2 separate regions of the Homo sapiens genome follow, and region 2 is linked to region 1. Evidence: chromatin contacts called from ENCODE Hi-C data. All regions are on one chromosome and are shown on one strand. Each heading gives the region's core, a stretch centred on a gene start or an enhancer-like site at or near the end of the contact. The rest is flanking DNA. Distances are from core to core; before and after follow the strand shown.

The links. A loop is a pair of places that touch in the nucleus more often than their neighbours do. Pooled maps may share reads with other maps.
Region 2: a map with no recorded cell type shows a loop between it and region 1 (9-fold over the local background). The contact joins two enhancer-like sites. A Hi-C loop is called at or near these places in 2 of 37 single-sample maps with no recorded cell type and 4 of 50 pooled maps.

Annotation. Positions count from the first base shown.
Region 1 is chr17:70,134,728-70,139,978 of GRCh38, forward strand. It overlaps LOC105371882 (a long non-coding RNA gene), which reads right to left. Exons shown (of 4, transcript XR_934953.3): 4 at 3,510-3,706. KCNJ16 (potassium inwardly rectifying channel subfamily J member 16) reads left to right here. Exons shown (of 4, transcript NM_170741.4): 4 at 1-881. Among named protein-coding and RNA genes, the nearest start is that of KCNJ2-AS1, 32 kb to the right of the region's middle. Within about 2 kb of position 3,289, at least 21 of the 41 ENCODE cell types and tissues checked have a DNase peak (open chromatin) inside an H3K27ac peak, as active enhancers do.
Region 2 is chr17:72,418,883-72,424,133 of GRCh38, forward strand. LINC00673 (long intergenic non-protein coding RNA 673) reads right to left here. Exons shown (of 4, transcript NR_152516.1): 3 at 1,818-2,184. Among named protein-coding and RNA genes, the nearest start is that of LINC02003, 79 kb to the left of the region's middle. RefSeq lists enhancers at 2,065-3,264, 2,655-2,714, 2,765-2,894, 3,508-3,917, 3,998-4,307 and 1 more. Within about 2 kb of position 2,454, at least 15 of the 41 ENCODE cell types and tissues checked have a DNase peak (open chromatin) inside an H3K27ac peak, as active enhancers do.

The sequences.
Region 1 (5,251 bases), core at 2,039-4,538:
GTTTTTATTTGTTTATGTTATTTAAATACACACCCAGACACACACACACACAGTTTTTGCTTTTTCTGGAAAATCTTTCTTTCTCTTCTCTCTCCATGAAAATTAAAACACACAAGTGAATGAAGTAATTACATAGTCCAAGATTAGAAATACAAGTAAAATATATAGGTATAGGTAGATAGAGTGCCTTTCTGTTTCTTTTCTTTTCTTTTTTCTTTTTTTGTTCTTCCTTCCTTTCTTCCCTCCTCCCCCTCATCCTTCCCTTTCTCCTTCTTTTCCCTTTTTTTTTTTTTTTTGACCTGGGAGTAATAAAGTTACTTTTTAAATGCACGTATGCAATCTTTTATTCCTCTTGTTTTATGGATAAGAGATTTGTTCAGGTCAAAAGTTGCAAAACTGTTCTGAAGCTTAATATTAGAGACCCAAGTAAGATTGTTTTTAGTCTTGCTTGAGGAATGCACACTCCATTTAAAAAATTGTGCGCTCTGTAGATTTGGATTTTACAGCAGCAATTACTTGGCTAAATTAGAGTACTGCAATCTTGTAAGTAGAAAACAGCCACCATGACAATAAACAAAAACACTTAAAAATATTTTTAGCTTGTTTTACCTACATCTAGTTTCATTTCATCTTGCTTTGCTTTGTTGACTCTGCTACCGCTGATGTTTGCCTTGTCAATATCAGAATAGGGGCATCAGTGTCCCGTGAAATACATTTTGTTGTGCTATGAGCCTCTGTAATCAAATGCTTGTACTCAGAAGAGAGTGTAAAATCAGCATTTCTATGTAACATATATCTCTAATTATCTGTGTAATTTTATAACATACTTTGACAACCCCAGTGAGTTACTTAATAATAAAGATCTTAAAATAATGCAAAAACTGTGTGCATATACCTATATTTTCAGTGGTATAAGTTCTCTTTGCTGATGTGGTCAGAATTGGGTACAGTGCACCAAAAATAAGAATGCTGCTTCATAGAAAGAGAACATAGGCAGCATTGTAAAGCATTTTTATGGGTTTTTTAACAGCTTGTACAACAGGTATATCTGAAGTAAAAATTAGTTGCTTCTGTAAGTATCACAAGCAGGTTCTATGTAAAATGGCAATTCTAGTTTCAAATGCCCTGCCAATAACGAGAAGTTGGTTGAATATTTTTTCTTATGCCATCCACTTTTTCCCCCAAAATGAAATTATTCAATGAAGTTAAATAGATTTAAAATGAATTGTGGCATCAAGGTATTGCTCTACCATGTGCTATAGTTTCTGAAGGGGGCCCTGGAGAAGTGAGTAAGACTAAGGAGAGAGAAGAAAATATTATTTTCATGTGCCACCAGATTAGTGAGTATTATCAAGTGATTGATGCATGGATTTAATCCCCACAATAACATAGTAAGGTGGATTTTTTAAATTTCCATTTCATCGACTCTCCCATCATCTTCTTTTCCCTAACAAATTCCTAATTGGAAAACAATGTGTTCGGGTTTATAAAAAAAAAAAATACAGCTGTATTTCCAGTCCCGATGCAGGTTGCTGGAGGGTAGGGTTAACTGGCATAGTTCTGGCACATAAGATGTTAGCAGGAATCTATGGGTGCGGCTTTTATGAAAGCTTTTAAGCTGACTTGGCTGGCTCATGCCCTGTTCCTCTCCCTGCTCACCTTTCTCTCCATCTGGACCTCTAACTTGGTAGCTTATGCTCTTGAAGCCACCTTGTAAGAATGCAAATCAAGGACACCCCCTACAAGGGAAAATAGAAAGGTAAGAAAGACTGCAGCCCTAGATTGCACATCTCCAGACGTCTTTTTCATAAGTGAAAATAAATATGATTTCTAATTGACACAGCAATATATCTAAGGGAAATTATCCAGGAAACAAGCCTGGTTTAAAAAAAAAAAAAACGATGCACAGCTTAGGTCCAACTTGTACTTGTCCATGACAGTTGATGGAGTTGATCACTGTGGAAACAGCTAGCTTTCTTTCTTGCTTTTTTCTTTCTTTCTTTCTTTTTTTTTTTTTTTTGAGACAGTCTTGCTCTGTTGCCCAGGCTAGAGTGCAGTGTCATGATCTCAGCTCACTGCAACCTCTGCCTCCTAGGTTCAAGCCATTGTCCTGCCTCAGCCTCCCCAGTAGCTGGGATTACAGGCCTGCACCACACCCAGCTAATTTTTGTATTTTTAGTAGAGACAGCGTTTCACCATGTTGGCCAGGCTGGTCTCGAACTCCTGACCTCATACTTTCAAAGGAGTTGAGGACATGCCACTATCGTAAGACACACACACAAAGGATTGCTTTTGGCCTGGAAATCCCTCTGAGATGCTGGTGGTGGAGTGACCTTGATAAAAGGATTAACCAGGCCCACTGCTCTTTTGCTTCTTTCTTCCCCCCAACATAAAATCCACAGAAACCTGGATAAAGCAGGCACTGTACAACTTGGGCAAAAAATAAAACTGCTAATACTGTCTCAGACCCTCTATCCCTCACCAAGACCAAACTTCATCCATTTAGAATATTTGAGAGGATTTTTAATACACACAAAGGAATCCAGATTTTTCTTTAAATATTTGTATTTCATCATTTCTGAGTGGGCCAGGACATGTGCTGAGTGGATTCTCTGGGCCACTTTTATGTAAATTTTTAGGCACCAGATTCTACTCAGTTTAATATATTCTATCTATTAGTCTCATCAGTTACAAGCCTTGATTCTTCTGTTCTGAATGTTCTGTAAGGCGTGTGCAAAGTCCTGTGTCTTTTAAGGTAAGACTTGCCTGTGGATATCTAGAAACCACGCCTATTCACCCTGCGTACTCTATAAATCACAAAGCCCTGACTCAATTCTAAAATCAGCGTGGCCTCTCTCTCTCTCTCACTTTCATTTTTAAAGGAGCAGTATGACCCAGGCTCCCGAGAAGAGAGCTTCTGGCTCCACATGCAAAATGCAAGTTAGTGTTAACACAGAACACACAGATTATGCAGCAGGGAAGCACTTGGTAAATTCCTTTCAAATGTTCCCCTAGATAGGAGGTCTTTGAAAGCAAAAACTAGTAACCGAGATTCAGTCCAGATAAATCTGTGGGCAGACAGCAAGTGAGGTCCCCTAGAAGGGGCATTTTCCTAAAAAGACATAATCATAATGCTGCCCAGAAACCATCATTGGTCTGCATTACTTTGTACCTTTTCTTCAATCAGAAAAACCTTATCTACCAGTAAATTCCCAAGTGTTTTCTTTCACTGCTCTTGGTTTCCTAAAGCAACTGAACGCACTCCTCTTATGACTATGCGGTTGGGTCATGAGATTTGGCTTGGAGTAAGCAGCCTCTTGCCTCATCCTGCCACCCTGTGCTTCTTTCCTTGGAAATGTCCAAGCTTGTGGTTTGGGATTCTCTGTGCAGAGTTTTGAGACTTATGTCGACACCTCTACATGTTTTGAAATTCAATAGATTGAGTTGCTGAGCACCTAGCAGGGATGGTAGAAAAAACAAAAATAGAATGAATAAAATAAACTATGGCCTTTTCCTGTTGGGTCTCATTGATTTATTCTACTTTGTAAATATTGTAACGTAAAAGGATACCATGTCCAGGGTCTGTCTGCTGTCCCAAGAAAAAGCAGCTGGACTGAGCTGGAGAGTCTTCCAAATAAATAAGACAATCTGTGCTGGGTAATCACTCATCTCAGGCCTGGAGTGGAAACTCTGGGGACGCTTCAGGCTGCAGAGAAACAGGTTAATTATTTAAAGTATTTCAGCAAGCCTGATGGATGAAAACTCAAACAAATAGATTAAGTCTTGCTAAATTACATAGCCAAAGAATGCTGGTTTTTGTTTTTTTTTTTTTTTTCCTCTATGCTATCATTTACCACAGGGGCCAATGAAAGGTCTTTAATCACTGTCTAAGTAACCTGAACTTGAGACAGAAAGGGCCCCTGGAGATTTAGTCACTGTGAAAACTTCTTTACAGCAAGTTATCAGAAATCTTCAACTTTCCACATAAAATACTTCAGTCACATGCGATACTCACTGTGGTTAAATGCCCTTTATTTGAATTAGAAGCACATGTTGAAGATCAATTATTTATTGTGCTGCTGGTTGATTCTTTCTGACACTAGTTGGCCTGGGGAAGGGAGGCTAGTCATAGGGGCCGGGTTAAGGACAGAGCTAGCCTCTGCTAGCCGCCAATTCCAGAACCAAAGATTTTTAGGATATCAGGAGGACATCAGATCCCTTTTTATGTAGGAGGAAACCTCCAACTCGGGAGTTATCTGCCTAAAGAGTGACAGACATGGAGGGACGGAAGAAGAAAACACAATTACCAATGGCCAACCTGGGGCAATAAGCAGACCTGATGCTGCCCAAAGTTGAAGTATTGCTATTTTTTAATCAGTAAATAGCGCAAATGATCATTTCGAGACCCTTTGTTAAATAGCAAGCTAGTATTTTCTAGAAGTGCTATTGATCATTAAGTATTTAAAGAAGTGGCCGGGCACGGTGGCTCAGCCTGTAATCCTAGCACTTTGGGAGGCTGAGGCGGGTGGATGACCTGAGGTCAGGAGTTTGAGACCAGCCTGGCCAACGTGGTGAAACCCTGTCTCTACTAAAAAATACAAAATTAGCTGGACGTGGTGGCACGCACCTGTAATTCCAGCCACCTGGGAGGCTAAGGCAGGAGAATCGCTGGAACCCGGGAAGCGGAGGCTGCAGTGAGCCGAGACCATGCCGCTGCACTCCGGCCTGGGTGAGACTCTGTCTCAAAAGGAAAAAAAAAAAAAGTATTTGGAGAAGCTGGGAAAACAAAGGTAAAAAAAAAGAAATGTGGGAGGCAGCTGGTAAGAGTCATGATAAAGGAAGATAAACTTCTTCAAAATGTGCACAAACAACGATTGAATAAAAAAAAAAAAGCTCACACCTTTTCAGGGAAATGCTAATGTACAGTGAGGCACACCTATGTACACTGATTTATTGCCACCAAACCTTTTACCTTGGAAGCAGAAATGTTTAGTCTTTTGGCAGGGCCGGCCTTAAAGCATAAGCAAACACAAGGAGCAACAGGTTTTTTTGGGTTTTTTTTGGTTTTGTTTTTTTTGGGAGCAACAGGGTTTTTTTTTGTTGTTGTTTTTGTTTTTATCATTAAATGGAAGTGCTCCCTTCTTGAAACAAGTGCTATGAAGAAAACAGCCCAACCTGAGAGAATCACACAGATTTGGTCTGGATACAGCCACTTATTAACTGTGCCACCTGGAGCAACTGAGCTGCTGTC
Region 2 (5,251 bases), core at 1,204-3,703, 2.3 Mb after region 1:
TCTCTCTATTTCAGTCCATTTTTTTCTCTAAGTTTCAGTAACTCCACGAGGTCTTCTCTGATTCTTCCAGGTCCCATCCCTTCACAGAACTTTTCTGTAGTCTGCATCCCACAATTCAGCCATAATGCCATACTCTCATCCCCTGTTCATTGCCCAGGACCTACAGATGGAAGTATCCAAAGGCAGATGGACACTCCCTAAACGGATGAACTTCCCAACAACTGCAGTTGCCAATGTTAGAATGGGTGGCCTCAGGAGAGATAAAATTCTCCATCATTAAAGTGTCCAAGCAGAAAGCACCTATCTGGACAGGCTGGGAGGATGTTGTGGGTCTGAATGGGAGATGGAATGAGGTGGTCAAAAAGAGTCTGATTTTATTAAATATGAGAACAAAGACTGTACTCAAATAACTTAGCACAGTGCTGAGCACTGAAAAGGCACTAAGCAGATGGGTATTATCCCACTAGGGATGTTCCTTTAAATCTCAATCTTCCTCCTTTCAACAAATGCATGGAACTATACAAAGCAAAATAAACCATGAGAAAGAAAATGCTAAGTCTGAGACTATTTGTATATTCAATGGCCATTTGCAGACCACCTCCTTGGTATACTGCACTATGGGATAGAATCTGACACTCTTCTGCAAGTCTCTCTTCTTTGATGGCAAGGTGACAAGCAGGGCATGGTCGCATGAGCCTGTAATCCCAGCTACTGAGGAGGCTGAGGTGGGAGAATCACTTGAGCTTGGGAGTTCAAGACCAGCCTGGGCAACATGGTGAGACCCCATCTTCAATTTTTTTAAAAAGCAGCAGCAGAAGCAGCAGGTGATAAACCAGGGCAAATCCTATGCCAGGAGACACCTAAATCAGCACCCCCAATGGTTATGTGACCTGAGAAAGGAACTCCATGCCACCAGAATGTCTAGATGAGCAGTTGGAGGGTCCCTTGGCAAAACCTAAGAGATGGGGTTCTGGGATCTATTTTTGCGCCTGCCCAACCCACTAAGAAAGGGAGAGAAGGCAGAGGAGCTGCTCTCTGCAGCTGCCAAGGGCAGGCTGTCTGCTCATGCTGGAGCCCAGACAAAGCACACCCACCCGGTGGTGATTTATCAGCCGTGGGAGGCCCAAGAAGCTCTTAAGCCGCAGGTGGGTGCCTGTAAAGCCACCCTCCCTGGGGAGCACAGACCTCAGGCCTTGCTCTGCTGCTAATCACCATAAGCACCCCGGTGCCTCAACCCCGATCTGGGTGGCCCTTAACCACTCCCAAAGCCCTGTCACATGCTCAGTGATCTCAGCCGGCCTCACATAAACCCTGTCAAGTAAGCAGGACAGGTGTTGTTATTATTCCCACTTTACAGATGGGGAAAACTCTGGGGGAGCAGTTCGATGGCTTGCTCAGGGCCACCCAGGGAGCACATGTCCCAATTCCTCCCATAGACTAGGCAGGCAAGTGGCATCGCCACTCCCTCTGTGCTGCCTGCCAGCACTTGAGGGTTTTACAAAGGTGGCAACAAATACCAGGGATGTCTCTTCCCCCTGGGCCCTGGGTCCCTTTTTGGACACTGGGGAGCCTGACTCACTAAAACTCCTGTGTCTTTCTGTTCAATCATCCTCCCTCCTCCTGCTTGACAGTTTGGAAGTGGAGGGGCAGGGCCCTGGCAGGAGTAGACATAGCTTGTGCCCAGGCTGAGCCTCCCCCAGGAGCAGTAAAACATGCCTTTTGGGATCTGAGAGGAGAAGCTGCCCATTCTGTACTTTTCCAGACGTGGAGAAAGAAAGGAGAAGGCAGAGCAGATTTGAACTCCTGGCTCAACTCACCAGCCCTGTAGAGGTCCTCAGAGATGAGCCTTGTATTTCACTAAGCAGCCCCAGGAAGCGGTTTGGGGGACTTCAGAGCAGAATGGAGCAAGAGGAACACTGCCCTTGTTGGGGGCCGGAAGTCGGTGGGGTGTGAGTTAGTGATCCTCAGGTCAAGGGCCTCCACGGGAGGATGGGACCCCTGGACCCACATAACCCACGCTTCCCAAAGGCCTTCACTGCAGATTCGACGGAGCCGCAGGAACCAGGACTCAGGAGGTGGCACCTGCAGGGCCGGGAGGAGAGGGACATGCAAATGAGGCCAGGCCATCCACAGCCCACTCCTCCTGGAAGCCCAGAGTCTGGCTGGCAACTTGAACCTGATCTTCTAAACAGGACAAAAAAAGAAAAAAAAGTTGTGATTTCCCCTGACCAACCCATTTCTTTTTCCCCCTTCCCCAACCCCTGTGGAATTTGCACCCTCAAGAGGCACCTGGGGAGCCACCAGCAACTAAGAGTTCAAGGGGCTCCTCTGCATTTGGGGTCAGGCAGAGAGGAGCCACAGCAAGGGAAGGTGAGTGGACAGTTGCAAGCTGTGAAAAGCCAAGTTGCCTCCAGGCATCTAGGCCTGCGTTTGGTTCCCATGACACTCTTACTGGCAGCGTTAATAACTAACCACGTCCCAGACAGGTGCTGGCGGCCTAGCCTTAGGAGTTCTTGTTCAGGGCTGGAAATGAGTCACTTCCCTTTTATAGTTTGCTAGGAGACTGAGTCACCCAGGGGCCGACCCTTTCACACAAGTTCTCACACCCTGGCCAACTAATATCCATGTTCATACCCTAGACCTACCCATCTACCAGGTCAGCCAGGCCCAGTGGGGCTGACCCTCATGGTCTATGTCAAACAGCATCCCCAGGAGTGACCCAGTCCCTGCCTTTTCCCTTTGTCCCCCTACTCTCTCAATGGAGATGGCCCACTCACTGTCCCAAGAGGCAGCTCCTGCCTGGGCAGCTGTCTGAGAAGGACAGAGTCTGACAGGTAGGCGCCCATGCCCAAGGCCCAGTTAGATCCACCTCATCTTTGACCTTACTCTAAACATTGCTCTCATACGTCCTCAATCCTCTGTTTGGAAACCAAAAACACCAGAAGTGGAAAGTTCCAGAGCTGATGAACTAAAGGACAAAACTGCGATGCAGCAAGTCAGCTTCAACCCTCTCGGGAAGGGCAGAGGCTGAAAGCAGGTAAACTGAGGCCTGTGACTGTTAATACACTCCCCTACTTCAGGAGTCAGGTGGGAGGCAGGAGAGGTAGGTCATCGAGTCCAAGGCTCTGAGCACCCACATTCGTCAGGTGGCTCTGGTGTCAGTCTCTCAGGACTAATCTCCTGATAGACAACAAATAAACATCATTAGAGAAAACAAGCTCATATGCATTTTTCAGTAACCCTTCTTTCCCCACTCTCGTATGGCCTCTCTTATGTTTGCCAGCAGGTGGGTACCCATGCCCAAGACCCAGTGACATCCATCTCACCTTTGACCTTTACCCTAAACATTGCTCTCATAACTCCTCAACCCAAGGGGTGCATTTGGTCTTTTTTAATTTAAAAAATTAATTTTTCTTAATTAAAAAAGAGTGTATGTAAGAGAAAAAGAAATAATGAAACTAAAAAACAGGAGGTTAAAAAAAAAAAAACCTCCCCGAAATAGTTTGGGGATTTACTTTTTTTTTTTTAATCCTCAGAAAGTCCCTCTTGCTACCTGGTTTCTAAAACAGACAATCAACAGAGATGACATCAGATTAAACAGCACTGGGTGTCTCACTGCCAGGGGCTCCAGGCAGGTGTGAGACTGACAGGTTGAGAAAAGATGACACTATTTCTTCCCTTAGAAGATGAAAACCAAGGAGGAGAAATGACAGCAGAGGCTGAGCCCCGGGTGTGGTGGGAAACGTGACACCCTGCCAGCCGTTGGCCTTTTGGGTGAACTCTGCTCGCTCCTCTGCATGGGACGACACTGCAACCCGGCGCTTGTTAGTTCCCCCATCTCTCAGGTATCACAGCCAAACTCACCCCAAGGGCTCAGAAAGCTCAGCCTGTGGCTGTCTCACCTCCACAGAGCCCCCTGGACTTTCCAAGCCTGCATTTTGAACTCTGTTGGCTGCGGCCGTGGCTTTCACTTGACCTCTGCAGAGAGAGAGGGGCTTTCCCTGGGACACACGTCTTGCACATAGCAGCTAAGAGCGCCAGCCAAGCTTCGTCGATAGCACCAAGGGTCCAGATGCCAGGAGAGAGACTCCACCCCCAGAGGTGGCTCAAGAGTCCAAGTGAGTCATGAGGTCTGACCAGCGACCATAATGTCCCAGGGTGAAGTGGGAGGCCTGGAGATGGAGCCCGCTGCAGGGACAGGAACCACAGTGACTCACAGTTGGACCCCGAGGGGAAGTTCCATCTGCAAATCCTCTAAATGGCTCTGGTCCCCGGGTGAGCTCATCTGCACTGCCGCTGACACTCAGAACCAGGACTGGCTTCTTTCTCCCAGGGCCCGGGTTTTTCACTCTCAATTATGGTTATGGCAGAAACCAACATTCGAGCCGCAGCACCTCTCCCCTACCCGCCACACACACACACACACACACGATGGATGGACCTGGGGAGACAGCGTGTCCTCCTGGAGCGTCAGAGTTTTCACCTTTAAAAACAGTCCTTCCTCCTAATGATCTCACCACAGAAGCTCTTGGAGCTATATGGTAGGGAATGTGACAGTTCTTTAAAAGGAAGTATGTGAAATCCACACAAGGCAGTAACATTGTAATATCACTGTTTAAAACTTTGGCTCCAGGGACCTGGCCATGAGGCTACCATCTTGCTCCATCTCCCTGGGCCATTGGTCTGGGAGCGGAAGAATGCAAGGCATTGGGGAGGAAAGTGTCCATGTTGCCCAGGAGCCTGGCGGGATCACTCAGAAACACACTCAACCTTGGGAGAAACACACAGGTAAAGACCCCACCACTCCCATTGCCCTTTCCTGCTCTAAGCGCTTCCAGCAGACTGCAATATGTCCACAATTCTAAGGCTTTATCAGGTAGAAGGGGGTTCTGGCGTGGCCCCCAGCTAGCTCTCCACCGTGTGCATGAACAGCAAGGTCCCCCAACCAAGGGCACCAGGCATTCATTTCCCTTATAGGTTCTGTTTTCAGGTTACGTGCAATCACGGGACAGCTGCTAATCACCACCAAGACGGGGCCGTCCCAGAAGCATTCTTAGAAAGACACGCTGGTTCTGCGAGCTCTGAAGCACCCTTAGCCTGTCCTGCCTGGAGGATCATTGTGGCTGCAGGACGAGAAAGACAAGAGGAAAGACGGCCGACCCATTCATTCCTGCCGTTGTCAAGTTGTCCTTTCTTGGAGGGAGGAGGAAGACGGGAGGGTGCTAAGAGGCTGCGAGACAACAAGGGGACC